Regions from separate parts of the Homo sapiens genome. Here region 2 is linked to region 1. The links are chromatin loops, found by intact Hi-C in ENCODE. Cell type or tissue: prostate gland. All regions are shown on one strand. Links, peaks and the distances in the headings refer to the core of each region. The heading gives the core; the rest is flanking DNA. Region 1 has its middle 79 kb from the start of LINC01741. Region 2 has its middle 51 kb from the start of LINC01741.

Evidence for each region. A loop is a pair of places that touch in the nucleus more often than their neighbours do. Peaks named below come from ENCODE experiments on the same cell type or tissue, not always from the same donor. Only the 100,000 strongest peaks of a DNase experiment are listed, where the experiment ranks them.
Region 2: a loop joins it to region 1, with 2.2 times the contacts of the local background. A loop is called at or near these places in 1 of 110 quality-filtered maps.

What each region holds. Positions count from the first base shown.
Region 1 is chr1:177,771,859-177,787,436 of GRCh38, forward strand. No RefSeq gene overlaps it. Among named protein-coding and RNA genes, the nearest start is that of LINC01741, 79 kb to the left of the region's middle. In prostate gland, for the core only: a CTCF peak has its summit at 8,455 (motif pointing left); a DNase peak (open chromatin) is centred at 8,443.
Region 2 is chr1:177,641,952-177,657,529 of GRCh38, forward strand. No RefSeq gene overlaps it. Among named protein-coding and RNA genes, the nearest start is that of LINC01741, 51 kb to the right of the region's middle. RefSeq lists an enhancer at 13,716-14,217. In prostate gland, for the core only: no CTCF peak of the experiment used is centred there; a DNase peak (open chromatin) is centred at 9,330.

The sequences.
Region 1 (15,578 bases), core at 4,936-12,935:
GCTAGTTGAGGTTGAACTGGGCCACAACTGAAGAAGAAAATGACAGAGGCAACTACTACATTGAGGGAGATGGAGGCAGAAGAAAGAGGAGCTCTTCAGGGGACTAGTGTTGACAGTTCAGTAGAACTAGCAATTCTGCAGTGAATATGGCTGGTATTTGACTCACAATAATTAATATTATTTTTATGCTATACTAATTGTATTTTATATATAATATTAAATGTATTTAAATATAAAAATCTAAACACATTTTATATATCAATTGTTAATAACATGGTATATCATTTTTGTTATAACTTATTCCTTAAGAAAGTATACTAAGTTCTGATTTTTTCTTACATTATCTCATTTAATCACTACAACCATCAAAACAGTAGTATTACAATCTCTATTTGTTAAGGAACAAACTCAATTGCTTTAACAATGACCTCCCCTCACCACCCAAAATGCAGTGGTTTAAATAAGAAGGATTTTCATCTATTGTGTAACAATCTAGAAGCAGTATTATGTACAGGCTAAGCTGCTGTAACAAAGACACATAAGAAAGGTGACAAGAGTTTTTCTCCCACATAATAGTGCAGAGCTGTGAAGGCAGCCTGCCATCACCAACATGCGGCTTCCATTTGAAACTTCTAACTTCCAAGTGACTTCTCAACTCCTAATAGTCATGCCCCAGCCAGCAGGAAGTGGAAAGAGACAATGGGAGAACATGCCAATTTTCTTTACGGATCCAGTTCAGAGTAGCACACAGAACCTGCATCCTATTAGCCAGAACTTGGTCATAGAGTTGTTATAAAAAATATGTTGAAAAACCATTGAGAAAGGTATGTGGTAAATGTCCATTTATTTTCCTTCTCTTTTTGACATTAATATCTCAAAAATGAATCATAGTGTAATCATTTGCATTCTTGTTTGGCAAAAAAATTCATTCCCTTCCCTGCTGACCATCGTGGACTCAGTATACTTCCCTGTTCCACTGATACTGGGCTTGGCCATGTAACTTGCTTTGTCCAGTGGAATGTTAGTGAACATGATGCAAGCAGAAGCTTTAAATGTGTTGTGTGGTTCAGCTGGTCTAGTGCTCCAGCAATATATTATAAGAAGAGCTGATCCCCAGGTAGCTGCCACCCTTTTTCAGCCTGGACTGAAAGAAAATACATATGGGGCGGACCTTAGGCCAAACCATGGCCTACAGCCAATCCTAGTCTTTGTGCCACCTAAATCAGGGCCATTTGCTGAACCCATCCCAGACCAGTTGAACAACAATTCACCAGCAGATCTGTGAATGTGAGCATAAGTGCATGTTGTTGGAAGTCACTGAGTTTTGAGATAGTTTATTATGTAGCATTACTGTAGCAATAGCTGGTTACCACAGAAATTGGTATCAGAAGTGGGGTACTACTGTAATAAAAACCTAAAATATGGAACTGTGGTTTGGGGACTAGGCAGCAGATAGTGAGGGAACTGTAGTGGAAGGCCAGAAAGATTCCATCCCATGTTATTTGGATAAGTGCTTGGCAAAACTCATCTGTGATCATTTGAAAGACAGAAAATGTACCTAATGGACTTGAAGCACTGGGCAAGAAAGTGTCAAGCCAGAATATTGATAGTGTAATCTAGCTGTTAGTAGCAGGATAAGATATTGTAAGACAAAGTCGAGTTTTGAAAAGAACTGACCAGTTTGCCAGCAGAATTGAGAGAGACTAGAGAAAGCCCCAAAATTCCAGAACTTGTGGGTTTGAAAAGTGAAACTTTCTCACCTTATTTTGTCAGTCTCAGGACAAAGACTAAATTAAGGGGTGGCCGTCAGCTCCTTTCTTACAGCTTCTAAAAATAACTGAAGTGGGTGCCTTGCTGTTCTTTTCAGCTGAATAAAGTACTCCTAGAAAGCTAAAAGGCATGCTCCTACAGAGGCTTGGTATAACCAAAATAGACAAAATTAAGTCTTAAGAGAGAGACATATCTCAAAATGTATCACAGTTGTAACTTTTGCTGCATGGAGTTGACTGAAATCATATACATAGGAAACTCACAAAACTTTTAAAGCACCTATATTGGTAAAACGCCATCAACCTGAGACTGTAACTGTTTGAGATGTAAAAAGATCTCTGGCTCCCAAATTTTTATAAGCGGAAAACAGACCGAGAAGTTGCACAGCCAGAAAGAAAGGCTATCCTGTAAACTTCTATTCAGTGGTGGCCAGGCATGGTGGATGATGGAAAAGGAAGAATCTCCGGGAGGTTGGAGCCAAAAGATATGGAGAACAATGAACTGGTAAGTCATCTTAGGGAGCAGAACTAGGGCCTAATCCAGAGCTCAGCAAACTATGGTCCACAGGCCAAACCCTGCTTGCCACCCGATTTAGTAAATAAAGTTATAGTGGAACACAGCCACATCCATGCATTTGCAAATTGTCTACACTGCTTTTGTTGAAATGTTGCAATAGGAACTAGGCCTGCAAAGTTCAAAATATTTACTAACTGGCTCTTTACAGTTGTGAACCCCTAATCTAGTAAAAGAATATTCTATACCCACAGAAACGTGGCTACACTTGCACAGCAGGATTTCAGAATTGCTGTAGACCAGTGACTGCAATGGGTCTACCATTCGCATTTTTTGAATGGGAGTATTCTGCCTATGTCTGTTCAACATTGTAAGTTGGGTGATTGAAAAGCAAATAACTTGTCTCTTTAGTTCCTAGGTGTCTCAGTTAATAGGAGTTATATCAGGATTTGGGGTAATTTCAAGATCCTAGCTTAATGGATTGGATGAGTCATTTAAGGGTATTAGAATAAAGATAAGTATATTTTGCTTGCAGAAGAACAGTGAATAAGAGGCCAGATTGTAATAATTTGCATTGCTGTACAAACCTTTCTTCCTATTGAGGGCAGTATATCCTTCCTAATGTCATGGGCTTGGCCAGGTGACTTGCTTTGGTCAATAGAATGTCACCAGGCATGGCAGGATCAGGGGCTTTAAATGTGTTTGGTTGGTTTGTCTCGGATCTGTCATAAAAAGGGCCTGCCTTCTATCTGGTCCTCAGAACAAATACACATGGAACAGACCTGAACCAAAAATACAGCCTTAAGCCAAGTCCATTAGATCTGAAGCCTGAAGTAGAGCCTCCCAGGTGGGCTCAGATTGATCAGTTAACTATAGCAAATCTGTAGACCCCTATGTGATAGCATAGATACTTGTTGTGAGCCACTGACTTTTGAGGTGGTTTGTTACACAGCATTATTGTAACAATAGTCAGTTGATACACATGGCTCCCATAAAATGATGAGATGGCTGAAATCCAGTAGATTGCAGTTTCATTCTAAAGACTTTAGTTCAAGTCCCAGATCTGCCACTTACCTGCTGTTCAATTGGAAGAAGTCACTATACCTTCACTATATGTTTCTGAGTCTAAGAGGTTTTTTTAATTTAAAAATGAGGCTAGTAACAACATAATTCAGATGTTCATTGTAAGACTAAATAAAATAATATATTTAAATGCATCTTGTAAATAGAATAAAGTGTACAAATACAAGGTATTTTCATGATTATACTTCAGTTAACATAAAGTAGACTTATTTTATTTTTAATTAATGGTGGAGAGAGAGTAATGCCATTTCTGTCCTCCGATGCTAAAAGGTGGCCATGCTAGGTCTGATGTTTTAATAATTATTTCTTAATTTTGTTTATCTGATTTCCTGATTTTTCCCTAAGGAATACATGTAATTTATAATAAAAAGCAAACAACATAAAAGTTGTCTTTTAGAAACTGCCTATGCTAGCTGGGCCTGCCACTTCTGAGCACCTTCCCCTTCCTGCACCCTCACCCTCCCAAAGAGGAGCATACAGCACCACTGACCACAGCAGCCCATGTACTAGACTAAGGAGTTCTCTGAGTCACATTGTTCCCTCACTGAAGAATAAGGGGAAAAATCAGAATGTTTCTCTTTCTATACCAACAAAAATCCCTGAAAACCCAACCAGTCAACTAGATTTCCAGCAAAGAAGGAAACTTCATCAGAAATGTTTATTTAGAACTGTGTCCACCAAATTGCTTTCCATGGACTCCAGTGTGTCACACAACCAGAGTCTAGGGTGTTACAACCTGATTATTTTGTATTCACGTCAAAAGTGTTTTTCTTTCTCCAAAATGCCAAAGGGAAGAGCAGGGGTTTCTTACAAACGGCTCTAAATTGTCTCAGTGCTCCCAAGAGTGACAGCAATGAGGACACAGACACCGTCCACAAGAAGAGGGGGAAAAGGTCAGATCAATAGCACTGACGATATCCATTTGTTCCACCAAGACAGCCAACACAGGTTTCTGCAGAGGATTATTTGAGAAATAAATCTACTCACACAGTTCCTCTCCATCCTCCAGCCAAAACAGCAGAACCCACCAGAAATCAGATCACACCTCTCAGCTTGCTTTATAACAGAACAGCCAAGCTGGGCAGTAACACCACATAATAGAAATGTTGATCAGGTTAGCATAGAAAAGAGTGCTGTGTGCTGTGGGCTGGCGAGGCAGGACAGGCATCCTTGAATGGAAAGGAGACAATGGCCCCTGGGAGATATCAGACACCTCGGAGCAGAGTCCTTCCTAGGTCAGAACAACCATGGTGACCACCACAGGGTTAACTTCTGTGGGCTGCCATTCATTATGAGCACCTACAGGCACAAAACTTGGGAAAGCAACAAGCAGCAGCAAAAAGATGCAGAGACGGTACCACTGCCAGCTAGTCCTCATGGTGACCTCTAGAGTAATGACAGAAAATAGAGATCTTGCATTATTCATTCACTCTGCAAACATTGGTTGTCCACTTACCACCTGCCAAGCACCATGCTGGGTATTCAAAGATAAGTAAAACATAGTTCCTACTCTTAAAGTTTCTATGCCCCAGTGGGCGCGGTGGGTCACACCTGTAATCCCAGCACTTTGCGAGGCCGAGGTGGGCAGATCACAAGGTCAGGAGTTCGAGACCAGCCTGGCCAACATGGTGAAACCTTGTCTCTACTAAAAATACAAAAATTAGCCAGGCATGGCGGTGCGTGCCTGTAGTCCCAGCTACTCAGGAGGCTGAGACAGGAGAATCGCTTGAACCCAGGAGGCAGAGGTTGCAGTGAGCTGTGACCTCCAGCCTGGGCGACAGAGCACAACTCCATCTAAAAAAAGAAAAAAGAAGTTTCTATGCCCCATTGTGCCTAGCACATAACAGGGGCACCATAAATGTTTGCTGAGTGTTATCTTAGTATTCATCTATATGCAGCCTCTTTTCTCTGCCTTCCATGGCACTTTTTACAAATCCTTAATGATCGTTTATAGTACTCTGACTTTTAGTTATCAGTGCACATTTGATTCCCACTATAGCACAATAGGATCACTGAATATAGGATCTGTGTATTGCTTGTCATTGAATCTTCTCAATAAATAGTTTATGAATGATTGCCTATGTAATCATAAGTACTGCATCACCACCCACTACCACCATCAGAATAGGATGGAAGGCCTAGGGCTTGCAACCGTGGGAGAAAGCATGCTGGGTTAAGGGTTACCAGGCCTGCATTCTGGCTGGGCATGGAGGCTCATGCCTGTAATCCCAGCACTTTGGGAGGCTTAGGCAGGAAGATCACCTGAGGTTGGGAGTTCGAGACCAGCCTGACCAACATGGTGAAGCCCCATCTCTACTAAAAATACAAAAATTAGCTGAGCGTGGTGGCGCATGCCTGTAATCCCAACTACTCAGGAGGCTGAGGCAGGAGAATCGCTTGAACCTGGGAGGCAGAGGTTGCAGTGAGCCCGGATTGTGCCACTGCACTCCAGCCTGGGTGACAGAGCGAGACTCCGTCTCAAAAAAAAAAAAAAAAAAAAAGAGGTCTGCCTTCTAACAGAAGCTGCTGTCATCAACTGGCTGAGTGGCCTGTGCTCAGCTGAAAGATGAAGGAATGGGTCGATGATCTCTACGGTACCTTCCATCCTTCAGACTCATCATCTTGGTCATAGATAACATTCACTGGATACTCGGCATGATTCAGGCACTGTGTTAACAACTTTATGTGCATTATCTCATTCAATCTTCAGCATAATCCCTTCAAGTACTGTGGCTATCCCTATTTTCTATAAAGAAAGCAGGCCTAGAGAGGTGAAATGACTTCCCAATGTCACACGGTGGCGGACTGGGTATGAGAACCTAACAGACTGACTTGGAAACCCACACTCTCAACTGCTAAGCCATACACATTCCTCTTCCACAGCCACACCTCAGGCTGTTGGATGCATTTCGGGGCCATCACTTCTCCCCCTGAACAGCTTCATTTTCCATTGTAGCCACATTTTTAGGAAATTGCTAAAAATGCCTTTGGCAGAGGGAGGCACGGCAGGCAGGCCTTGCATGCGTGCCTCACACTGGGCAGCTGTGAGTTTTCTCATGGTTCCAGAGTGGGCCTGAGGCACTAGAGCACTGGCCAAATTGCAAGGAATCCTGCGAAAGGATGAGAATCCCAGCAGGAAGTTACAGAGGGTGCCAGCCACGTCCCAGGAACATGTAGTTTGAACCACATTTGAGAAACCATCTGAGAAGGCAAGAAAAAGAAATGAAAAATGTCATTTTATCCAAAGAGCTTTGAGGAATTGTAAAGACTTTGACCATATTCCAGACCAATCAATCTGACAGCTGCTTCTGTCCAGTCTCCCCCATATTTAGTGTATGGACAAAGAAGAGGCTCACTCTCCAAGAGACAACAGTGCTACAGTTTTGGGGAAACATGGTACCTCATATGTGGGCCCCAAATACCCAAAAGGTGACAGAGATCAATGGCACTAATCAAAGAATTTAGGACAGAATTTTAAAGATATTTTTTAAAGAAACAGGCATAGTTTAATAAGGAGACAGAAAAATCAAAACTAAACCTCTGTTACAGATGTATCTGGATTTTTTTCAAAATTACAAATAACAACAGTGAACTCAAATACTGAATAATAAGTGCACGGCCCTCAAAAGTTATAGATAATAAACACATGCTACTTGTAAGGGAAAGGGGAGAAAAATACAGCCCACGTTTAGAAAGCAAAGTATCTTGAGGAGTTTGGCAGGAAGAAAGAGGAGGATTAATTAAATGTATGCAAGTGAAAGGGCCTCTCTTCTGAACCAAATGACCTTAAACCTAAGGCAGGAAAATAATAAAGAATGGGGTTTGGAGGAAAGTGAATGGATTTAATTGTCTCAAAGAGAAATGTATAAGTGGAAATCCAAGGGTTCTTTAATGTGTATGTGTGGGTGTGAGGTGTGTGTATGTGTGTGTGTGCATGCATGCGTGTGTGTGTATGTGTGCATGTGTGCATGTGTGTGTGTGCACACATACATGTGAAAGAGAGTTTTTCATGGTGACAGAAAAATGGAAATCAGTGGCACTAGGTGGCTGCCGTTCTCACAGTGAGAGTAAGTCCCATTACATCTCATAACAAACGAGCACAGTGAGCCTTCCTATTAGTATTGGGCAAATGATCTTCCAGATGTGCCTAAATCCAAACCTCACAAAAGGAGCCAGGCCATAGAAAGGCAGTTTGCTCTGAGGCAAAATGACATTTTTCATGCTTAAATCACCACTTCCCTCCTCCACCATCCCCTCTTTGAAATGCTGAATTGTTAGAGCAGTGGGCATTATAGAAAAACAGGCAGGTGGAGATTTCAGTTGGGCAGCTAGGAGCAGCCCATCTGCATTCCCCTGCCTTCCCAGAGCTCTGCCGCAGCTTCCCCACTGACCCCCTAAACCCCCACCGCTGGCTCCCTCCTGCTGCCCAACTCCTCTGACTCGGGCTCCCAGGAAATCCCACCTCTGCCCTGATTTGAATTGAAACATCACCTGTGGATCCAGCCCCGGGCCCTCTCTAAACCTGGTCAACTAGTCCAGTCCAGATCTTCCTGGCAAAGCCCAGTGTCCCTCTCACCCCCGGACACCCATGACAGGTCCAGGATTGGTGTGTGGTGAATGTGGACACGCCAGACATGTCGTAAGGCCATTTTGGATTATTTCCTCAGCTGCTTCTAAAAACAGCTGCTTCCTAACTCCCCATCTCTAAATATCATAATTCACCCAGACCTACAAAATGTAAATGGAATTTAATAGAAATATTAAAATGTAAAACTCTACACAAAGTGTGTGAGGGAGGAGGCAGGCTCTCCAGGAGATCTTGTACCTTTTCCTCAGTCCTACAATTACATCTTGGGGTTTTAAAAAAATCTGGGAAGATATTTAATGGATGAACAGAAATGGAGATGGGAGGAGGGGAGAGTAGAAGACAGGGAGGGAGAGAAACAAAAGTGAAAGGGAGGGTAGAAGGGTGGGAGGGAGAAAGAAGGGACAGAAAGGCATGTGCCCTAAGCGGCTGATACAATTTCCCAACTTGGCTCACAACTCCTCACTTTGAGCACAGTAATATTGCCACCTAGAGGCTTGAAAGTATGCTCCCGAACTTGGACACTCTTATGCAAGATTTATTTATTTGTGTAAGTAAACTCGTTATGGAGCTTTGAAAAGATGGAGACACATGATGGTGGGAGTGGGGGATAGCGGGGGTACTATCCAGAAAGTCAGCATCTAGCCATTTCACAGTGGCTAATATTAGTCACCTACTGTGTGCCAGGGACTGAGCAAAGTGCTAAGAGTACAAAAGAGACATAGTTTCTCTCCTCAAGGATCTCAGTCTGCGGAGGAGACAGACACATATATAAGTAATGCAGACAATGAAAGTTACCATAAATGTACAAAAACATTGTACACACAGTATAGGTGAATGGGAGATTAATTCTGACAAGAGGAGCTAGGGGAGGAGCTTGATCTAGAAAGAATTTACTGAAAAGATGGAACTAAGTGGGGTCACAGGAAATCTAGAGACTCAGGAGAGAATACCAGGTTGAGGTAACCATCAAATGAGGCGCCAGTCTAGAAAGGACACCAAGCATGCTCACTACGACTGGATTACAGGAAATATGACTCTTACCCACAGGTGGAGTGAAGAGAGGACAAAAACCAGGAGGATGAGCTGAACCGATTTGTAGAGGGCTTTGAATGCTAGGCTGAAGAACGTGTACTTTTTAAATTGCACAAGGACAGGGCTTTGTAACTGCTTTATTCACTCCAGTGTGCTCGGCACCTAGAATAGGGTTTGGCACTCAGTGGTTGGACAAGCAACATCTGTGGAATGAATGACTATAACAGGAAGCCCATGAAAGTTTTGGAGAAAGAATAATTGGATAAGATTTATGTTTCTAAAAAAACATAATTTGAGACAATCTGTAGGAACGGAAGAAGGATAGAGGCTCCATTAGATATCTGCTTCCAAAGTCCAAGAGGTGTGGGTCTGACCCAAGGCACGGTGGAGAAAATGGAGAGGGCTGAATGGCTGTGCACAATTTTGACAAAGTAGAATCTAGAGGACTTCAATACCAACACCAGGTATATGGGCTAACCCAGAATGATGGCACTGGCCAAGATAGGAAACGAAGAGCTGTTTGGGGAAGAAGATAATGAGTTTAGTTTGAGAAATGGAGCATTCCAGTTTCTGGGAGTAGAACCAAGTATAGATGCCTAGCATGCAGTTAAAGATAGAGTGTGGCGCTCTGGGCACACGCATACTCCCTGCACACACACACATGCACGTACTCACCTGATCTAAATACTACTGACATTTTGTTTACTGCTGTTAGAGAGAAGGAGCCTACACTGATCTTGAGAACCTAGGCAGCTGCTAGTTTTAATCTTGTGGCCTTGAAACCAAACAGCAGTGTTTATTTTGGAAGAGCAAGAAGGCTAGAGGAGCATCCTCAGTTTCCATATCTGGAAAATATGAATTACTGTAAAGATTGAATAATCTAACCCATGAAAAGTGCTTAACCCAGTGTCTGACACAAGAGATAAGTATGCAATAACTGTTAGCTTACAGTTTAATTTCTCATGTCTTGGAAGACCGCAAGATTAAAGTTCAAAACTTGGCCATCCATTGTATTAGTCCATTCTCACGCTGCTAATAAAGACATACCCGAGACTGGGTAATTCATAAAGGAAAAAGGTTTAATTGACTCACAGTTCAGCATGGCTGGGGAGGCCTCAGGAAGCTTATAATCATGGCGGAAGGGGAAACAAACACATCTTTCCTCACAAGGTGGCAGGAAGGGGAAGAATGAGACCTGAGTGAAGGGGGAAGCCCCCTATAAAACCATCAGATCTCATAAGAACTTACTCTCACTATCACGAGAATAGCATGGGGGAACCACCCCCATGGTTCAATTACCTCCCACCAGGTCCCTCCAACCACACATAGGGATTATGGGAACTACAAGATGAGAATTGGGTGGGGACACAGCCAAACCATATCATCCCCTTATCATCTGCATGACCTTGAAGAGGAAGACTGACCTCTCTTAGTCTCAGTTTGCTCTTCTGGTAACTGGGAAGAGTATTACTTGCCATACCTGCCTCACAAGATAAAATGAGATAGTGCACATAAATTGTTCTGTAAACTTAAAGTCAATTTATACATATTATGTATTATTTGTGAAATAGAAGATAATAGCAGAAAAATCTCTGAACTCCTTCAAGGTATTATGGTTCTAAATAAGCGTGTATTTTTTTAACACCCATTTACTCCAAAGAAAGAGAAACTTCTCTGGCCCCATTTAGCAAGAAATTCCTCACTTGCCACCTTTCTCCATTCCAGACATGCTTTCATCATAGCACATTTCCTTTATTCCATCTTCAATTCAGATTTAAAAAGAAATCTTTGAAACTCCGCAGCTGGTAGAACCACTAGGGAATCAAAGCAAATTTGTTCTCTCTTCTACATATTCCCTACGTGGCTGACCAATCAAATTCATACTGTTAATCTGAATTGAAAGGAAATAGGATATTATTTAAAGAAGATAAAGATAACCATTGTGGCAGAATAGGGACAAATAAGGTTATTCAACTTCTGACCCAAAAGATTTTTTGTTTGTTCTTTGCCCCGTTAATTCTCTCTAGAACATACCTGTAATGAAAAGCCAAGAACCTGGACAGCTGCTGGTTTTAGCCTTGTGGCCATCAGTCCACCTCTGCATCTGTATTTACAGGGTGAGAGCTCATAGAATCACTGGCCTGGAACACATGGAAATGGAATATGATGTGATTTTCTTCAGCCCGATTTACAACACAACACAGAAACTCTTTTTGCAGAGTTGGTGACCAGCAAGCATTTAGCCTAAGTTTAATCTCCCTTAGGAGCAGGTACCCACCATTCTGTGAAGGGCTCATGCCAACAATGGGCAGAGTAAATCAATCCTTGGAAGGCTCTTCTCTATTTTACCTTCCTGGTGACCTCCGCCCCCCGCCCACCTCCAACCCTTAACCCCACCCTTCTCTCAGAGCTGCCCCCTGGCGTTGCACAGAACGAACCTCTTTTTTCCTCTCAGCTTTCTCTTCTCCAAACTAAGTAGCCCTCTGTTCCCCAAGATGCCCTCTTATGATATATTTTGCTGCCTCAACTCATATCTAAATAAAAACTACATCTACAAAAAAGACTTGAGATTTCATTGTTATGTGTAAACCCAGATGGCCACTGTGGATTAACTCTCTGAAGGACCAGGACTGTACTGGATGATTACTAAGTAGCCCCACTCTGCAGAAGGACTGCATGTTTGTGTGATATTTTCTGTTATCACAGGCTTGGGGCTGATTGGTGAACTATTTCATACTACCACAGCCCCTCTGAGGCAGACAGCCATGACCACAATTTATAGAGGAAGGTTTGAGGCATTTTCAACTCATCTCAAACCAAATGTAACAGTGCCTCCCCTCCCGTTCCCATTTCTGCTTGTGGCACCATTATTCTCTCAGTGAGCCCCATCCTGGAGACGTAGACCCAGCTTCAAAGGCTCCTTCTCCATCCTCACATACTTAGTAAGTTACCACTTCCATCCGTCTTCTACCTTTACCTTATCTCCTGCATCCACTGCTCTTTATTTTGACTGCCGCCATATATATCCGCCCAAGTCCTTCTCGTGTTCAGAAACATCTAATGATTTTCAAGTTGCCTAATTTAAAAAAAAATTTAGGCCTAGTCCTCAATTTTCTCCAAAACCTAGCTATATCCAGTCTTACTAGCAAAGTCTTCCAGGGCTCTCTGTATTGGTCAGGTTTTTACCAGGAACCAGATGGCACACACACTCAAGGATTCAACTACAAAGAACTCACTTATTGGGACTATTTAAAGGAACCATCAAGGGAAGGTAAAACTTGGAGGAACCAGCAACCAAGGAGAAGCCCTAACTGTCCCTAGGTCTGAAGCAGCAAAAGGTAGGAACCATGTCACTAGATTACCCCCATGACATCTGGAGCTAGAGGAACATGAGCCTAGACTGAAGTGTTGCTAGAGAACTGGAGCCTCCACTGGAACCTCAGCCAGCTGGGGATAGGGAGGAGGCCCATGAGAAGAAAGGGAATAAAGAACCCATCTCTCTTTATTCCCATCCTCTAATGGCTTGCCATCCCTCCTATTGTTCAATTCCAATAGGAAACCTCAGGACAAGGGGGCCCATGTGATCCAAACAGAGAAGTCAGCTTCCTGGGACACAGAGCAAGGATGAGAAAAGCAAAGAATAAAGCATAGACATAGTGAGCATCAGGAGAATAAACGCACATTTCATTGCTTGTACCCTATCTTCCATCAAAAGCATGAGCTCACTATTTCCTAATTACATACACAATTTCCTGATATTGTGCTTTGATTCACACCACCTCCTCTCTTTGGAATGCCCTTCCCTGCAGGGGAGACTTGCTTGGGGTCATTTGAGAGGCACTGAGGGTTATACATTCATTTAGAAGACTCTTATTGCATGCCTAATACACACAGATATATTTGGTAAAATGACAGAGGATAGAGGAAGAGGGCAGCTACTGCAGGCAAGTCCTCAAAGGTGGGGCTCATCACAAGGAGGGATGCTCAAAGGAATCCCTACAGGCCCTCAATATACTCTGTAAAAAAGGAGAAGCAGGCTCTGGAAATGAAAATATAGACCTGTGTGTGATGACGTCTTTCACTGGCAGCCGGAAGGCAAAGTCCATCTCTCTCAGCACCTCATATATCTCAGGTCAGGGGCTCACAGCAGGACCACTAGGGAAATTGGGGCTTCAGAGCCTGGGTGCTTTTAGGGAGAGCCCCTTACCCACTGTCAGCCTCCCAGGCCCCTTAAATTGATCCGTGGAACAGTAAGACTGGCTCCACACTTAACAATTCCTTTTAGAGTAAAGGGTTTCCTCCCTGCACAGTTCTTGCCTTTTGTCAAGGAAAATAAAAGAAGAATCAGCCTTGAGTGAATTCCTTGTAGCAGGATGTTTGCAGGCAGCAGATGCAGCTAGGAGCACACACAGCATATTTGTCTGAAACCTCTCCTGCTGCACAAAGGCAGGAGGCCATTGCCTCCATTGCATCAAGGTCACCCTGGGGGCTGGGGCTTGGTTATCAGTCTTCAGGGGGTCAGGGAAGCTTCATTTCCTTTCAAGGAGGGTAAGTGTGGCAAAATGGGGGGCACCCAGGCATTCTAGATGGATCTAGAGAACTGGTAATGCTCCTGCTATCCTGCAAGAGAATGCTTTCAAAGAGAAAAATCAGGAGTGCTCAGGAGGAATCTTCCCATTCATGAATTCAATGAACATTTGCACTTAGCCTGGCAAAGAGCGTCAACTGTGAGCAAAACTGAATGGGTTCAAATTCTATCTGCACTATGCAGACTTGGACAATTTGGGTATTCTCTCTGTGCCTCTCTGCTAGGAAGCCTAAATAAATTAACACATGTTAAGTGATTAGCACAGTACCTGGTACACAGTGATAGCTCTCAAGAAAAATCAGCTGTTTGGTTAATATGTACCAGTTGTGGTAGGCACAGGTAAACACAACACGTATCAGCCATCCTCTCAAAGAACTTGAATAACAAAGATAATCACTAACATTTGGAGCATTTACTAAACATTATGCATTGTTATAGCACTGACATGTATTGCTGTCATTTAATCCTCTCAATATCTCCTTTTTTTGATGAAGACGTTGGGGTGAAAGTTGGTTATGTAATTTACCCAAAATTATTCAACTGGTAAGGATTGAAAAGTAGCAATCAAGTAAATCAAAAGATGAATTCATAATTACAGATGGTGAGAAATGCTATGAAGAAAGTGAAAAACATGCAGTGATGGAGTGCCATGGAGGGTCCCACCAGAAAGTGTGTCCAGGGCAGCCCAAGCTAAGACCTGAAACAACAAAAGCAATCAGTCATGCAAAGGGCAAGGGGAAGGCATTCCAGGCAGAGGGAAGAGCACCATAAGAGGAGATGCAGAAGTGAGAAAGAGACCTGAGCACTCGAGAAACTGAAAGAAGACTAAAGTGTCTGGAATGCAGCCAATGAAGGAGAAAACGGTGACCGGAGTCTGGATTGGAAGGCAGAAGCCTGATCATGGCAAGACCTCACAGACCATTATAAAGACCTCAAATCTAAATGCAAAGGAAGCTGCTAGAGGGGTTAAAAAGTAAGGGAGTCACACGATCTGAATGTTTTCATGGAGTAAGCCTGGAATGAAAGTAGGGGGACCCTCAGAAGGCAGCTTTGATAGTATTTAGTGACTCGGACCAGAGACATGTCAAGCTCCTCATGGACAAGGAATGTGCCTTGTGACCCTTATAGAACAATGCGACCAGCACTCACATCCCCAGCCCAGGCTTGACACAGACACAAATAAGCTTTTTTGTGTTTTTCCATCATCACCATCATGGTCACTGCCATTGCCATCACTATCAAATCATGGGTCAAGGTCAGAGTGGTCCTGGGGTAGTCATGACTCCACTGAGGCCACCAGGCATTGGACCTCCTCTCTGGAATCTGCCATCAGAGCAATAGCCCAGTGCCTCAACCACAGTGCATTCGCAGACATCTAAAGAAACTGATATAAACAGCCCAGAAAAAGAGTCTGTACAAATAGCCCCATGCACTTATGGAAGGAGGAAGACTCAGAGCAATCATGGGAATTGCATGTTAGCTACAACTGACTATTTATTAAACTTCTGCCTGATTGCGAACCAGGAACAGTAAGTATCCACTGCCCCCTTCTCTCCATATCTGAATCCTTGATACACTCTTATGTAATACTGAGATACTTATTCATTCATTACACACCAAAAGTGATTGAGTTAACCTGCTGTACCTCCTGTACTGGGTGTTGGAGATATATTAAGACAAATAAAATACCAACTCTTCCCTCAAGGACCTCAAGGCTTCTTACCTAACAGGCAAGTAAAAGGGCAGTTATAATGCAATATGATTGCAGCCAGGAAAAGAGAAGTACCAGAAGATGTGGATGCCCTTAAAATGGACATTTAACCCAGAGTCAGGAGCAGATTCTCAGGGAGAGAAGGAGGGGGAGACATAAAGGAGGTAAAACAGCATGTACAAGATTGGAGAGCACTTCCGCGGCATTCAAGGGGCTGGGGGCACTCAGTGTGGCTCAAGCTCAACATCGAGGAGGTGAGAAGGAAACCCAAGGTGAACTCACATCAGGAAGAG
Region 2 (15,578 bases), core at 4,678-12,677, 130 kb before region 1:
TTACTGCCCAAACCCTCTTGAGTTTGTCTAGAGAGAGCCCAGCTTTTGACTTGCAGGTAAAAGTAATAATGTCTGGAAATACACACACATGCACACACTCCAACCTGATTGAGTATGTGTTGGAAGAGTTGAGAGCAAGCAGGAAAGCAGTAGCTCATGGTGGCTGAGGTGGGAGTAGAACCTAGGTCTTCTAACTCCAAGTCCATGACTCACTCTCTACTCTTCCTCATCGTATCTGCACATATAAGATACCTTCTTATCTGTGTTTCTACATTTTACTTCCCCTCAACTTATGACAAAAGCCCCAGGAATAGCAGAACGCTGCAGGAGACCGTGGTTTGGCAGATGGCTGGGCCACAACAAATGAAGCTAAGGATGCTGGTTCAGTTCCCATAAGGGTCAGGCTGTGGTAGCCCAGGTCCACATATACGACCCCTTCTTCACTGTCCTGCATAGCAGGACAAGTCCTACCATGAGAGCCAGCAGTACAGTCTGCATATATGAAAGACCACAGCACTAGACCATGATCTCCTTGAAGTCAGGGAATGAATATTCTTTAAGCAGGGCCAGATACAGCGATTAACACATTACGGGAAATGGTGCCAGATGGTTAAAGAGAAGGAAAAACAAGCCATTTGTGGACAGAGCTGGTGTAAGGGTTAACTTTGCATTTTTTTAACTCAAGTCTCTTTTTACTGAAGTTTTTCCCACTGTTCAAATAAAGAAAATTGAAGGCCAAATAAATAGGACATTATTTATCCCCCCTTGAATGTTGAAAGATTTTTTCTACTGCTGTTAACAGCCACTAGCCTAATTGATATGAGTATGTCGTATATGTGTTTGACCCCCCAGCAATCCTGTAAGCTGATTATGGGGAGGGACAAGCTTGATCTTTGTTATATCCCATCATGTACAACACAATGTCTGAACAAAATATGTGCCCAGAAAATAACTATTTAATTGGAAATGACTTTGAATTTGAAGCCCTCTGACCAGCTTAAACTTGGAGGCTAGCTGTGATAAACTCCACTGTGTCTGCCTCCAGGCTACACCTCTTCTTAAGACATTGCTTCCTAGGCCATGGATATCTACTCATAGATTTGAATGGGTTTCAACAGGTCCTAAGCTCAGAACTGATGCTAGCAGCTGAAGCTATACTCATTTGGGCTGTCAATCACTATCTAATATGTTTAACCTAAGTGATGTATTGATCCTAGTTGCCTGCAAGTACACTTGAAAAGGGCTAAGTGACATTTCCAAGGAGAGACAAGATACTTTCAAGTCAGTTAGAAGCATCAGAAGATTCAGTGCACAAGGAGGAGCCCATCTTGAAGGAGCAGTCCTTGAGAATATGAATTGGATTAAGCCCCCTCTTATACACCAAATCCTTTAATAACCTCCAACACCTAAAAGATATGGGTGCCTGCCCCATCATACATGCCACAATCAAGGTGCCACATGGCTTTTTGTACCAGGCCTATAAAACACAAAGTAGTTGTAATTGTCAGAAGGACAAATACAGAAAATATTCACTCACTTGGAATCCCAGTCTCAGTACCTAAAATCTCAAATTTAGATTGTTGCTTTGACTTTATAAATAAAACATAATCCCTTCTGTTTGCAAAGTTCTCTGTACTTTTCAGAAACTTTAACCTCTGTTTTAATCCCAGTCATACCCACCATAACCCTATAAGAGAAACTGGACCATCATAACTATGCCCAGGTGAGAGATGAGGAAATTGGGGTTAAAAAAAGATTTTTGACTTAGTCAAATTCACACTATTAGGTAGTATCCAGTTTTCAACTATAATCAGATTACATCAGGGATCTTTCCATTAAATTTCACATGGCTTTTCTTCTGAATAAAAAAAAAATTTAAGCCTTTGGAAAGGCAAGATACTCCAGGGGATATTAGTTCTCTGTATGAAGAGTTTAAACAAATGACTGAGGGAAGGGAAAAATTCATTCATTGGATCTGCCTGTAGCTTGAGCTCCAGGTTTACAGTCAGGCAGGCAGAGTTCTGCTCTGGAAAGTCAGGAGAGACACCAGGATCCTGGATAACCAAGGACAAGCCACACCCCCAGGGACAGATTCAGGATTTACAAAGCCTGACACTTACATAATTTGGGAATTTCTCTTTTAGAAAAGAACACAAAATTACAAATTCAAAATTCAGCATAAAAGTGAATATTCATTTAGAATAAGAAAATAAATCACAATGAATTATACATTTTTTAAAGCTGACAAATATCACATATACCAAAATTTTTAAATCACCTAATACTTTTACTAATTGCCTGGTATATCCCTACATCACTTCTTTTTGCCTGCATTATCGAATGCATAATCACCTCTTCAGATGATAATGATTGTATAAGTTTCTGTAGAGAGACTAGAAAGACAATTTAGTCTTTAGCATAATCGGTAGTCTTTTTTTATTATTATAGATAATTTAGGAAGGTTTCAGCTTCACAACTTGTAATTAGTTATGTCATGTAAATTTTTAGGATTGTTGATAAATTTGGAATAACTTCTGTTTTTCTCATTTGTAAGCTATAAGATTTAAAAGAATTTTCCACAGACTAACTTCTAAACTCTGTACATTTCAAAACTTGTTTCTTCTCTACTAAGCACATAAATCCTGCACCAGCGTCACAGGACACCTTCCTATGGTGATATGACTTCCAGCCCTACACTGTGGGGGCTGGTGAGTTGGTACAGCAGGTGGCAGAATTATTCCTGGACGCTATTCCTATATGGAGGCAGCTGGTAATAACCAGGCATGGAAGTGATGGTGACCTAGATTTACCTATCTACTAAGCTCAAACCAAATAGATCTCACTCCAGCTTCCCCTTAGCTGCATTCCAAAATGCCCATAGACATTGTGATGTCTCCCCACTCAAGGGAAAGTAAGACAGAGGGGAACTTGGAGTTGAAAGAGATAGTGATCTTAACCATCTGTAGTAAAGACAACTTAATATCCAAAATGTATAATTATTTGAATATACTACTAGGTTCCTTCCCAGAGCCTTGGAAGGGGCCTGTGCTACTGAGGAGCTGCAAATAGCCCTTTTGCTCATTGGTGGCTTTGCCTATCAGTAAAATGAGGTTGCCAATAATTTCTACTCCTCTGGGGGATAGAAGGATTGATCTGGACTAGAGATGAGCTCACAGGAACTGAACATGGGTTCTAATGGGTTGATCCAGAATTTGTGACACCTGCCACACCCATCCTCAGCTCAGAGGTGGGACAAAACACAGGATCAGTTGAATACTGTGTGGGGTATAGAAAGCACTTTGACTTGTGTTTATTTGTTCCTTTAAGAAGCTCAAACACAAAACTACAAAATGATTGTTTGAATCCCTGGAGTCTGCTATAAAGCCAGCTTCACTCTGATACTGAAAGGCTGGTCAATTAATCCCACTGCACTCTGGTATCATGGTTTTCATGCCCCTTCCATGCCCAGGCCTTCATGCAGATCTGAACAATTGGCCCTTCCTGCCCTTCATCCAAGCCAGGCAGCCCAGCCCCGTTTTACTCCAACAAATCTCCTACAGCTTCAATAGCTGCCACTCATTCCTTCTTTAAGGGACTTAACAAAATTAACTCAATCTTCCTGGCATGGAATCCAGCTGCAGCAGGGCAGGTTTTATGGAGTGTGTAATCGCAAGATTCTGCGCCCATCATCACAGGGCTCAGCTTCCTGAGTGTGGCACACACCCCTCCCGCAGACCTGTTCATCTCAGTGTCGGCCATAGCCTTGCCATCCCTCTGCTGCTGCCACCGCCAGCACTGCCTTTCTGCTTGGATGGAGTGCTGGTCATTTTGTGCAAAGTGCAGAAGGGGGAGCAGTGTGGGGGGAAGAGAAACTGAAACAGGAAGGGAAGGCAGACCCAGAAAAAAGACAGAGGCAGAGAGAGGGAAAAGAGGAGAAAAAGTTAGAGGAAACTATACCAAGTCCCTAAGGAAATCAGATGGAGATGTTCTTTTAACTCAGCCAAAGGAAAGAGTGAGCTTGTGTTTTGAAGCCCGCAGGCTGTTGGCAAGAAAAATAAACCTCTCAACAGACCCTGAATCTGATGGTAGCAAGGAAGAATGGATGGAAAGAGTGAGGACCAGTGAGTGGAGGGATTTCAGGGGAAAGCCTGGGCTTTTCCCTACAGGGTACTAGAAGAATCTTTTGAATGCAAGTATTGTTTTACTCTGCAATATTATGCAACAACAGACTTCAGTTACTTATTTGTCCATGTAGATTGTGTATCTGTGAATTAAACTAGTATTTAAATCTACATAGAGATCAAATGAATGAATCCCGAGTGTATTTTGGGCCTGGAGAGGGAGGTCATAGAGGGACTTTATGACATGCCAGACCCAAGTGATTATTAGTGTCATCATCATCATCATTAATAACGTAACATCACTTTCATCATTATTAATATTTTAGATGAGAAAATCCTTCAGGAGTAGGCTTCCACTACTTCCAGCTTCCCTTCTCACCCTGTCTCCTACTTTAACAGACTCCAAGGCACAAAAGCACAGCATTTCTTCCAAGTAGGTCTCTCCTCTCTCTCTCACCAACTTTAAGTTTCTTCCATGTACATGATCATGTGAATTCTCATGGGGGGCAACGCAATTTAAAGTTGGAATTGCCTGAAAAACACCAGCACTGTTCGGGTACTCAGAAATGATATCCAGACCACATGCAAATGAACTCACAGCCCTCTTAACTAATTTGATCCACCTGGATGTGGCTCTTAGGAAAAACCTAATAGAGACACCTGCTATGAACACTGAAAGAATAGTCCCCTCGGTGGTTTTTCACCCCTTCTGTTTCTGCTACCAATTTTAACTAGGGGAAGTAATACGCTGGTGTAAAACAGTAACTAAGAGTTGGGAAGAAATAGTAACCATTGAACTTCATTCACACTGTCATTATTTTGTGCTGAGAAATTACCAGGAGGCATCAACCTGCCCATCAAACCTCATAATGCAAAACACATTATACATCCTATGACAAGTGACTTAAGGCAAATTAGTCAGAGGTACTAGTGTTTCCAGGCTCTGTCTTTTGTGACGAGTAGGGGGAGCCCAGTTTCTGCTGCCTGGGATGGCAGCAAGGAGTGCCAGCCTGAATTTCCCACATAGCTCCCAGCAGTCAGCAGAGGGGGGCAGGGAGAAGCAGTTGGACCAAGCTGGCTTCTTGTTTGGAACTTTCTCTGATCTTGAACTGAGTGACAGGTCTATGATGCTCCCACACTGCAGTAAGAGAAAGCAAATTATGTTCCTTTCTTCATCTGTTTGTCCTGCACTGCAGGGCTGCTGTCAGGATCTGCTGCACTAATTTCCCAGCTGGGCCCTTTCCTTGAAGTCCCCCTGACTATCTGGCTCCCACAGAGAAGTTGGTCTATTAGGCTTAAGATGACTCAAGGCCAGCCAGTCTCAAATTTCCCAAATATTCAAGGGCAGAAGGAGGAGCAGGGATGAGAAGGAAGAAAAGGTGTAGAGTGGTGGGGAAAACTTGATAGGTGGCTGGAAGAAGCCTTTGAAATGCTAATACAGTTACCCACACAGCAAACATGACCTCCTATGTGTACAGAATAAATATTTAAGGGACAGGGACCATTCCCAGAACTGAAAGTAGGAAAACATGTTGGAGTGTATCTAGCCATGAATGCACTGCCCTCAAATGCCCAGGCAGCAGTCTTAAGAGGATTCCACCTTGGGGGATTCATGGGGCTCATTTTTCTATCGCAATCTGTGGTCAGCATTCAGTTAGAAAAGCAGAGCCACTAGGAGATTTTGATAGGCAGATACATAGATAAGCAGGCTGACAGACAGATAGATGGACAGATGGATAGACTTAGTATACAGATTTGACTTTATGCAATTGTGCGACCTGGTCAAGCAGGCTCTGTATAGATGTTATGGCGCTTGAAGACCACAGGGCAGGCAGTCAGGAAGGTGGGGAAAGTAAGAACAAAGGAGAACCTACAGCCACGAGAACAGTCTGGAATGCCTGCCGTCTCTTGTTACCTGTAACCTTGGTGATATGGCTTTCTTGCAGTAATCAAATGGAGCCAAATGCACCTACCTAGCCTAAGAGTCAAGAGAAGCTGGAAAACAGAAGGTAGAGAAATTGCAAGCCCAATTGCTGCTTCATGCTGATGAGGTGAATCAGCAGATCATCAACAATGTGTGTGGGCTGCAAAATGGCTGCTGCCTCATGTTCACCCTCCAAATCTCACACAAGAGACTTACTTGTGGCTTACCCATATAGGAAACATACAGGGAAGGGAATTCTGGGACACATAGTTCACCTACCCAAGTTCACACATAACAAAGCCACCATGCTATCTAAAGCATCTCTTAGCAGTGATAAATTAGGTCAGCCACTGCCAGCCATCTGGGTGCCAGAGCATCATAAGCCGGAGCTCTAGACTTGCAGCACTAACCCACAATAGGACTGGAGGAAGAATACAAAAGCATATTTGGATGAGTTTGCAGAGCCACCCAAACCCTTGTTTAGGTGTGATGTCAAGGCCCAGTGATAGAGAGGGATGTCTGGCCTTACATAGCCTCCTCTCTTCTCCATTCTCAGCCCCAGGGCACTTGGGCCATATGAAGTGACCACATACTGCCATCTTTCCAACATTGCTGGCAGATGTTGCTGTCTCCTCCTAGACTGGAACTTGTTTAGTTTATCATTCAGCTCTAAATGTTGTACAGTGAGCTTCAATCCTGCTGAAGGAAGCATACAGGATGGCTCTCTTCATTCTCAGTGTTTACTTTGATAATGTGTTTCTTCTATGGCGATATCTCCCTGAATGTGTTGGGTCTCATCTGATAATGTAGTTCCTTGCAGGGACTTGCGATTAGCTGGGTTCTACCAGTGCTGTGAAAATGAAGGAAAATTGCCTGGGGTTGGATAAAGAGGAGCTAAATGTTATGGGCTCACATTGGCATGCACAGAGATTATTAAACTCCTCATTAACTGAACCAGGGCTTTGCCAGGCCCCTGGGCAGGTGGTATGGGGCTGTGAGCACGCAGATGCCTCACACAAGATGAGTGCATCTGAAAGGGGGCAATGATGTTCAAGGGGAAAAATGGCTAATTCCTGGCATTGCCCTTAGTGAGGCTGGACTCACAAATGCCTCCTTTTCCTGAGAGCCCCCTGGGAGCATCAGCTATTCCACCCTAGGGCGGTCTGTTTCCACACAACAGACATGCACCACAGGGCCGATGCTCAAACTAACTTACCAGATGGCATTGAGAAGTCACAGCTTCTGTTTTTCTTACCCTGACGAGGTTTCAGAAGGGTAGAAATGGAACACTTCTTCCAAGTGAAATAGTGTCTGTTCTGGTACTGTGGAGGCTTCAATCCAACTTGAGGGAGGGGAGGCTGCGGAGGCTCACATATGTGCATGTGCACGTGTCTGTGCCCCTGTGAACAAGAGCTGGGGCAGGGATGGATGGGAGAGGGTGTGATCCCCAACAATCTATTCTCCTCTGGTGTCCTTACAACCTCAAGTACTGAAAAATGAAAAACCCAGGTCACAAAACAGGCACAGAGCACAGTCACAACATGCATCAGATAAAAGCAAATCCAGTGTACAAGTACTTAACTCAAAATAAGTCTTCACAGCCTGGGATATCAAGAGTGTCCTCTTAATCAGGGACATCAGGGAAGTCAAGCAGCCAGAACAGAGATGGCCCTATGTTGGACTCTGCTCTTACTTATGTGATACCTTCTACTAGCAAACCACACTGTGCTGATGTAAATTATGAGTGGCTCTGCAAAACACTCCAGGGGAGCTGGTCAAGACTATCAGGGATGCTAAAGCAAAAAGTAAGCTGAGGCTAGTAGAGGCTAAAAAATCGGTGACCTGTGGCAGAGCAGTCAGTGAGAGGTTCAAGGGGCAGATGTTGCCCTGGAGTTGGGAGAACTGGCTTAGTCCCAGCTCTGCTACTTCCTGGCACAGAGCAGATCCTGAGCCTTGGTTTCCTCACCTGTGATATCAAAATAATATCTGTATCACAGGATTCTTTCCAAATAAATAAGAGATGAGGTACACATAAACACTTTATAACTGATAGTGAAAAAAATGAAGCCAAAATTTGAATCTTTCCAATTAATACTAATACTCTTCATTATGTTAATTATTTGATCCTTTGAATGCTCTATTTTGTACATGAGGAAATTTAATCTCAAGAAGTTTAGAAACCTATTTGAAGTCAACGCAGATAATAAATAGAATGGCTAAGATTTCAACTCAGGCTATTAAGCTCAAAGCCCACCTGGTCATCTTTATTCCATTCTTTCTGCCTCTCAATGTCATAATCAGCCACAGTCAGCCAAAAGTAGGCATTTGCCGTCTCACACTTCTGAGTTCAGGTCTTCTCAGATGTTTAACTTTGCAGAAATACAAGTAGATCACGTTTGACATTCACCCCTCAATGTTGTGGACGTTGTATTCTTGTTGCAGCTCACTTAGGCCTGGATTTCCAAACTTCTGACTACCCCATACTTTAACCTTCAGTTCTGGGCCCTGTATGTAACTCTAGGAAGAATGGGGCGGAGGGGTTGTTGTGTTTTAAAAACATTGTTAGAGATAGAGGTCTCACTATGTTGCCTAGGCTGGTCTCAAACTCTAGGCCTTAAGTGATCCTCCCACCTCAGTCTCTCAAGTAGCTGGGATTACAGATGTGAGCCACTATGCCCAGCAGGTTCTTAATTCTTTTCTTGGCTACCTTGTACCTCCTATATCACCTTTCAGGGCTAGTCTCTAGAAACAGTGGCCCCTTAACTCTTTCTGGAACTTAATCTTGCCTCTTAGGGTATCAAATATTCTGTTTCTTCCAATACCAGATAAATGCGTTATGGGTCTTGCAGCCTTTCTGTCTGGGCTAGCAAAAATAATTATAGTCTTTGCACTTAAGTTGACCCCACTACAAGAAATATTATTTCTTCATGTTGATAATCTATGTCCTTATGCACCAAGCTCAAGCCACTATGACGAAAGCTGATCCCTGCACTGGTCAGAACAGGAGAGGGATGTAGCCAGATTTTGGCATCATTAAACTGGTCAACCAGCTGCAAGACATTACCAGCTGCCATGTTAATCATTAATGAGGCAGACAGTGCCTGTTGCCTGTGTAGTGAACCAAACATTATGACTTGGGTTTTCATTTCATTTAAAATTAACTCACTGAATGAAGAATCAGCCTCTAGCTTGTGAGAGACAGAGCAGTTGGCACAAAGAGGGGACTGGCAGTCCAGAAGCACAAAGGGAACATAAAGTCCCTCACTGATATGATCCAACTGTTTGTATGCAGGCCGTGACTTTTAATTCAACTCCACGTCTGTGTTCCCAAGCAGAGTCTGTGTGGCACCACTCCTTCCTGCTGTAGCATGTGCTAATGCCTCTCCAAATTACCCCAGCTATGTCTTGAAATCTCAGAAAAATGAAAATATAGTCCTACTTTTTATACGTGCGTTGTATTTTCTTATTCAAGAAAGGCAAATGCAACTTTTAACCTTTACTATGTTTATATAAAAATTAATAAAAAGTTTTATTATGTTTCAGGTATAGAGAATAATATAATGAAATGAACCTGATGAACCCACCATTTTCCTTCAGGCATCGTCAACATTTTACCAATCTTGTTTCATCTATCTCCTCAAATGCATTGTTTGTTTTGTTTTTCCCAGAATATTTTAAAGCAAAACCAAGACATTATGCCATTCTTCCCCCAAATTTTCTTGTAGTATTCTCTAATTGATAATTACATTACCAATACTTTATTTATCTATGCATATATAACCCCTACACCATTATTAAACCTAACAAAAATTAACAGGTGTTTATTAATACCCCAAATAATAAAAACATATTCAAATTTCCTTGATTGTCTCAAACATGTCAGTTTACAATTGGTTGTTCTATTCAGGATCTAAGTAAGATTTACACATTGCATTCATTGCATTTGGTTGCTGGGTTTTATAACACTTCTCCCTTCCTTTCCCCACTTCTACCTTATCTCTCAGGCCAGTTAGTAAAAGTGGGTCATTTGTTCTCTCAAATATTCTATATTCTGAATTTGGCTGATTTTTCCCTTATAGTGGTATTTAATGGGTTCTTCCATCCTCCACATTTCTTTTAAACTGAAAGTTAATGCTGGTGGAATCTGGATTTGACTTGTAACTTGCTTTAAACAATACAACGCATCAGAAATTATGTTCTAGAACTTATGAGTTCACATCTTAAGAGGAGTTGCAGCTTCCATTTCTTCCCTCTTGGAAGCTAGGCAACATATATCAAAAACCAAACTATCCTAAGACTATCATTTTCTGAGAAGAGTAAAGTTAGAAACTGGAAAGTCCCCACAGAATGAATGAAAAGTGATTGGTCAGCCCCCAACTCTTCTGGCAAACTGAACTAATGAAAGCACTACAATTTTGAGCACCAAAAAAATGAGTAAAGAAGGCATCTTGGCTATTTGAGACCCAGCATACAGCACATGGAGCAGAACTGTCCACCTGAACCCAGCTCAGATAGCAGAATAATAAGAAAAAAATTGAATTTTTTTTCTTTAAAATCCCTCTTTGTGGCATCTCATTATGCAGCAATGGGTAAATGAAACACTGGTTGAAGGAACTCTTCATTTCTCTTATTTCTTTTTTATTTCTATCATGCTCACTTGGTTCTTTTTTATAGATTCCATTTCTCCTTGACATTCTCCATGTATTCATGAATTTTGTTTATCTTTTGTACTATATCCTTTAAAATATTTATCATAGTCATTTTAAATTTTTTTGGCAGATAATTTAAACATTTTGGCCATCTGAGGGCCCATTTCTATAAACTCTTTTATTCTTGATTGCATGTCACATGTTCTTGCTTCTTTACATATAATTGTTTACTATGCCAGACACTGTGTGTGAAAAAGAGGGGGATATTTAAAAGTAAATACTTCCCAAATATCATGCATATTTTCCCCGTCAAGCCACTAAGGGGCTGTTTCCATCTAATCTATATTGAGGTGGGTATTGTTGCAGCTTTAACTAGATTTAGATTACTATTGGACTTAGATATTTTGCAGACAGAATTAGAGCTATTTCTTTAAAATAACTTGGGGTCTGAGCACCAGGGAGACTCGGGATCTTTTTGTGCTTTGCATCACTGTCACCAACGTCCTGAACCATAAGAGAGCTCTTCTCTACAGCCTGACCACCAGATTTCAGATCATGGAGGAGTTATCTTTTCTCTCTAACCCCACTTGTAATTTTCTGTACCTCAAGAGATTTCTCTTCACCCTGCCATCCTGTCTCCAGTTTTTAAAAAGATGCAGCAATGGATTCAGTAAAGACCTAATGTGCCTAGGAGGGATTTTGCTTTACCTTTACTGCTCTTCCTCCAGCCTTCAGAGAGCATCATCAGTGCATTTGGAGAAGAACCAGTGTGCGTTAGAGAGATTTCTATAAATTCTTCTGTCCTGATGCTAGCCTTCAATGAAATATTGCCTTATACCCAGGGAAGGTACTATGCATCTAGTTGGGGCATTTGTTCAGCTCACCTGCTCTCTCCCAGCCTTTATTAGGCCACTATATTGCACTTGAAGAAGGTTCCTGCTTTTCATTTAGGGAAAACCATATGCTTCTTGGGGTAATTTCTCCCCACTTTCTTGCTCTGTCCTCACCTTTGACATCCTCTCCCTGTGTATGTAGTAAAAACCCAAGATGGAATCCACAGGTGATACTGATATGTTCTGTAACTAAGGATACCATCACACAAGCCCCATGTGATGATTAAAATTCATGGAAAGTTAGCTCAGTTTCCCATTATTCCTGTTTACAATAAATTCCTCCCTTTCCCACCATTGTTCCAGTGATAAACACAGCCAAATCCTTCTTTTTTTAAATATAGCTCACTTAGGTTTCTTTGCATCTCCAGCTCTCTGATGGGTTTTTTTAATTATGATTTTTTTTTTTTTTTTCTGAGAGGGAGTCTCGCACTGTCGGCCAGGCTGGAGTGCAGTGGCATGATCTCGGCTCACTGCAAGCTCTGCCTCCCAGGTTCATGCCATTCTTCTGCCTCAGCCTCCTGAGTAGCTGGGACTACAGGCACCCGCCACCACGCCCGGCTAATTTTTTATATTTTTAGTAGAGATGGGGTTTCACCGTGTTAGCCAGGATGATCTCGATCTCCTGACCTCATGATCCGCCCACCTTGGCCTCCCAAAGTGCTGGGATTACAGGCATGAGCCATCGCACCCAGCCTAATTATTATTTTTTTTTACATCTTGCCCATTTTGTTCTTGTTGCTAAGGTAGTAATTAAAAAAGGAAACTGCATCAGGAAGTGATATTTTCAGTTTGCTATTGACTTAGTGAGTTTTTCCTCTATGAACCTCAGTTTCTCCATTTGTAAAACAGCTGCCACATACCACTCAGAAGAGTGTAAAGATTAAATAGTACACAGTAGTAAAAGACTTCAAGAGGAGGAAGAAGTTCAAATGCCTGTTTTAATCTGGACACAACCCACCTGTCTGCTTTATCTCCCTCATTCTCTCTACTCTCTGGCTCCAATTTTCATTTGGTCAGTTCCTCAAGGGTGTCATGTTCTCTAGTCTTTGAACATGCTGCTCCCTTTACCAGGAACACCTACTTCTTTTTCCTTCTCTTTGCCTTGCAAATTCCTATATAATATTTCTTCCAGGAAACCTTTCCTGACCTCCACGCCTCTAGTTAAGTGCTTCCCCATCATAGTGTCAGAAGCAGTTGAACCAAAGTAACTCCATTTTTGAGTGGGGGCTGAGAAAATGAGGCTGAGACTTGCTGGGCTGCATTTGCAGAAGCATAGGCATTCCTAGCTTCTAGATGTTTACAGTTAGGGGAACAAATTAATAATGTTTACTAAACACACCCAGACTTGTGAGTGTCCAGATATCCCAATACCTGGAGAACAGAGGCATTCCTAATTTTGCTTTAAAGATAATAATATCGATTCTTGCAAAATATAGTAATTAAGAAAATTAATCCTTTATCACAAACCCTTATAGCAGAGCACAACTCCCCATATATACAAGCATTGTACCTAGGGTGGATGTGTTCCTCCTCTTACTTTCGGAACGTCCTACTCTGTGGAGTAGCTGTTCTTTCACCACTTTACTTTCTTAATAAACTTACTTTTACTTTGCATGGCAGACCTGCCCTGAATTCTTTCTTGCATGAGATCCAAGAACCCTCTCTTGGGGTCTGGATTGGGACCCCTTTCCTGTAACATATTTCTGGCAAGTACTAAGGGTCTATAGCACAGAAACCCACTGGACTATAAATTCTCTGAAAGCAGGAACTATTCATGTCTTTTGAGATGCTGCATCACAGCATATAACAGAATCTATAGAGAGGTGACATAAGAATTTTTTCATAAATACATGACTACATGAGTGAATTACTCTAAATTCTTCATTATTTCTTCATTTAGAAAATATTATCATACATCTGTTAGGTATATAGCATGATACTAGGTGCTCTTGAAACAACAATGCGTATCTATTATATACAGCTCCCATCCTCAAGGAACTAAAGTCTAGCTGGAAAGAAGAGAGAAACATGTAAGAAAAGCTAAATAGCACTGCAAACATTCAATAAAAATAAGATGGCCATAAAAAAGAGAAAATAATTTCAATCAAGAAAGATAGCATCGGCTATTTTAACAGTACTAATGTTACTGATAGGATAAAGGACATAAAATGTGAGAATAAGTCTTTCTGTCTGGCAATTAACAGTGAACTCTGAGAGAGAAACTTTAGAATTTGGTGACAACAGAAGCCAGATTGCAGGGTATTCGAAGTGAAATAGTAGTGAGGAAGCCCAGGATATGGAGTCCGTGGGTGGAGTCCACATATTCAAGAAGTTTGGCAAGGAGAAAACAGAGGGCCATTCTTTTGGAGACAATAGATCAAGCTGATTTAAAAGCAGATGGGAAGAATCCCACAGAGAGGGAGAGAGATTCAAAATGGCCAGAAAAAGCAGAACATCTTTCATTATCTTGAAAGAGGAGACAGGAACCAACTCTAACTATTGGGTCCAGGAGTAAGTTTCAGGAAGGATAACTACTCTAAGATAGAGAAGAATGAAGGCAGAAACTTTGAAGGAGCAGACAGTGAACCAAAAACTTCCAGGTGACTTCCACAGGCTCAGAAAAGCACAAAGCAAGACCATTTGCTGAGAGGTCAAGAGGACTGCTAAGGTAAAAACAACAACAACAACAACAAAAACTGAAGGAGAGTGGAGAAGCTTTAGAGGAAGTGTCCTTGCTTGGAACATGGTCTATGTCAGATGACTTTGTGTTCTGAGTAGATATATGAGGGGCACCTGATATAAAATCTTCCACTGTGATGCAGCTGGTTTCTCCCAGGCAGGCTGATGAAGAACACTTACAGTGAAGGCACAGGCATGTTCAAGTGCATCTGAGGATAGCATAGTGGGAGAAAGAAGGAAAAATGAAACCCAGGGGAGTGTTGAGTCAGATTTTGGGGGACATGAGAGAAATGCTGAGCACTCAATCAAAAAGGCAGAGACCAGGATGAGCAGTGAAGCCTGGAACAGAAGCTAAGGAGCAAACACAAAATGGAGACAGGTATCAGTGGTCTAACTCAGTGCAGTTCACTGGGCACTGCACATCATCCAACCCTGTTTCGTTATATTCTTACTGAGCTGTTCACAATTGCAGCCAGTTTTTTCCCACAGCATTTTAAGATATGGCTGGCTTTTGGCATCAATAGACAAGTAGGTGTCATCTTAGAATTGTGTAACAGCCAGCGGAGCTCAAAGTCAATGTGAGGACTCTAACACAAGACAGGTTTCCAGTCCTGAAGAGGTGTTACCAAACCAGGACTGGTACAGCGGGAACAAGTCAAAATCTTACACCAGAGCTGAGGTTCAGCCTAAAGAGTAGTTCTTGAGGAAAAAATAGAGTAGGCCATTTATTAGGACAGACAGGTATCTGGGACTTAAGAATATGACAAATCTTGAGCCTCTGTTCTAGTTAGTCACAGAGGTCAGATTACATTAACTGCTTCTACCACATCAGCATGAGCTCTGGAAATTCCAAAAGGACTGAACCAGCAACAACAACATCCAGGCTCAAGGCAAGATCCAGATAGATTTGGATGAGGAATCCCAGGGCAGTTGGTTGGCCAGAGTGAAGCCACATAAGACTCCTGAACCGGGCCTAGAATCAAATCCAGGAGGAGTGAAGCTAATCAAAACAGCAAATAGAAGTGAAGACTGCTAACCAGTAGGTTGATACCAACACATTTCTGCAAAGCAGGCATAGGCTATGACAGTGAGAGAAAGGAAAAGCAGCAAGTTTTAAAAATTGAAAGAGTGAGTGGGAGTAGAAAGGGAGGTAAATGCATTGACATGGTCAAGGGTCTGTAACATAGAAGCAGGCTGTAAGGATGTCTCAGGGGGAATTGGGGAATAAGTCAGGGGAGGTGTGCTCACGGAGAGCCAGAACAGCATGCTTTAAGTAAGATGGGATCATTGTTATCATCCATAGGCATTCTCT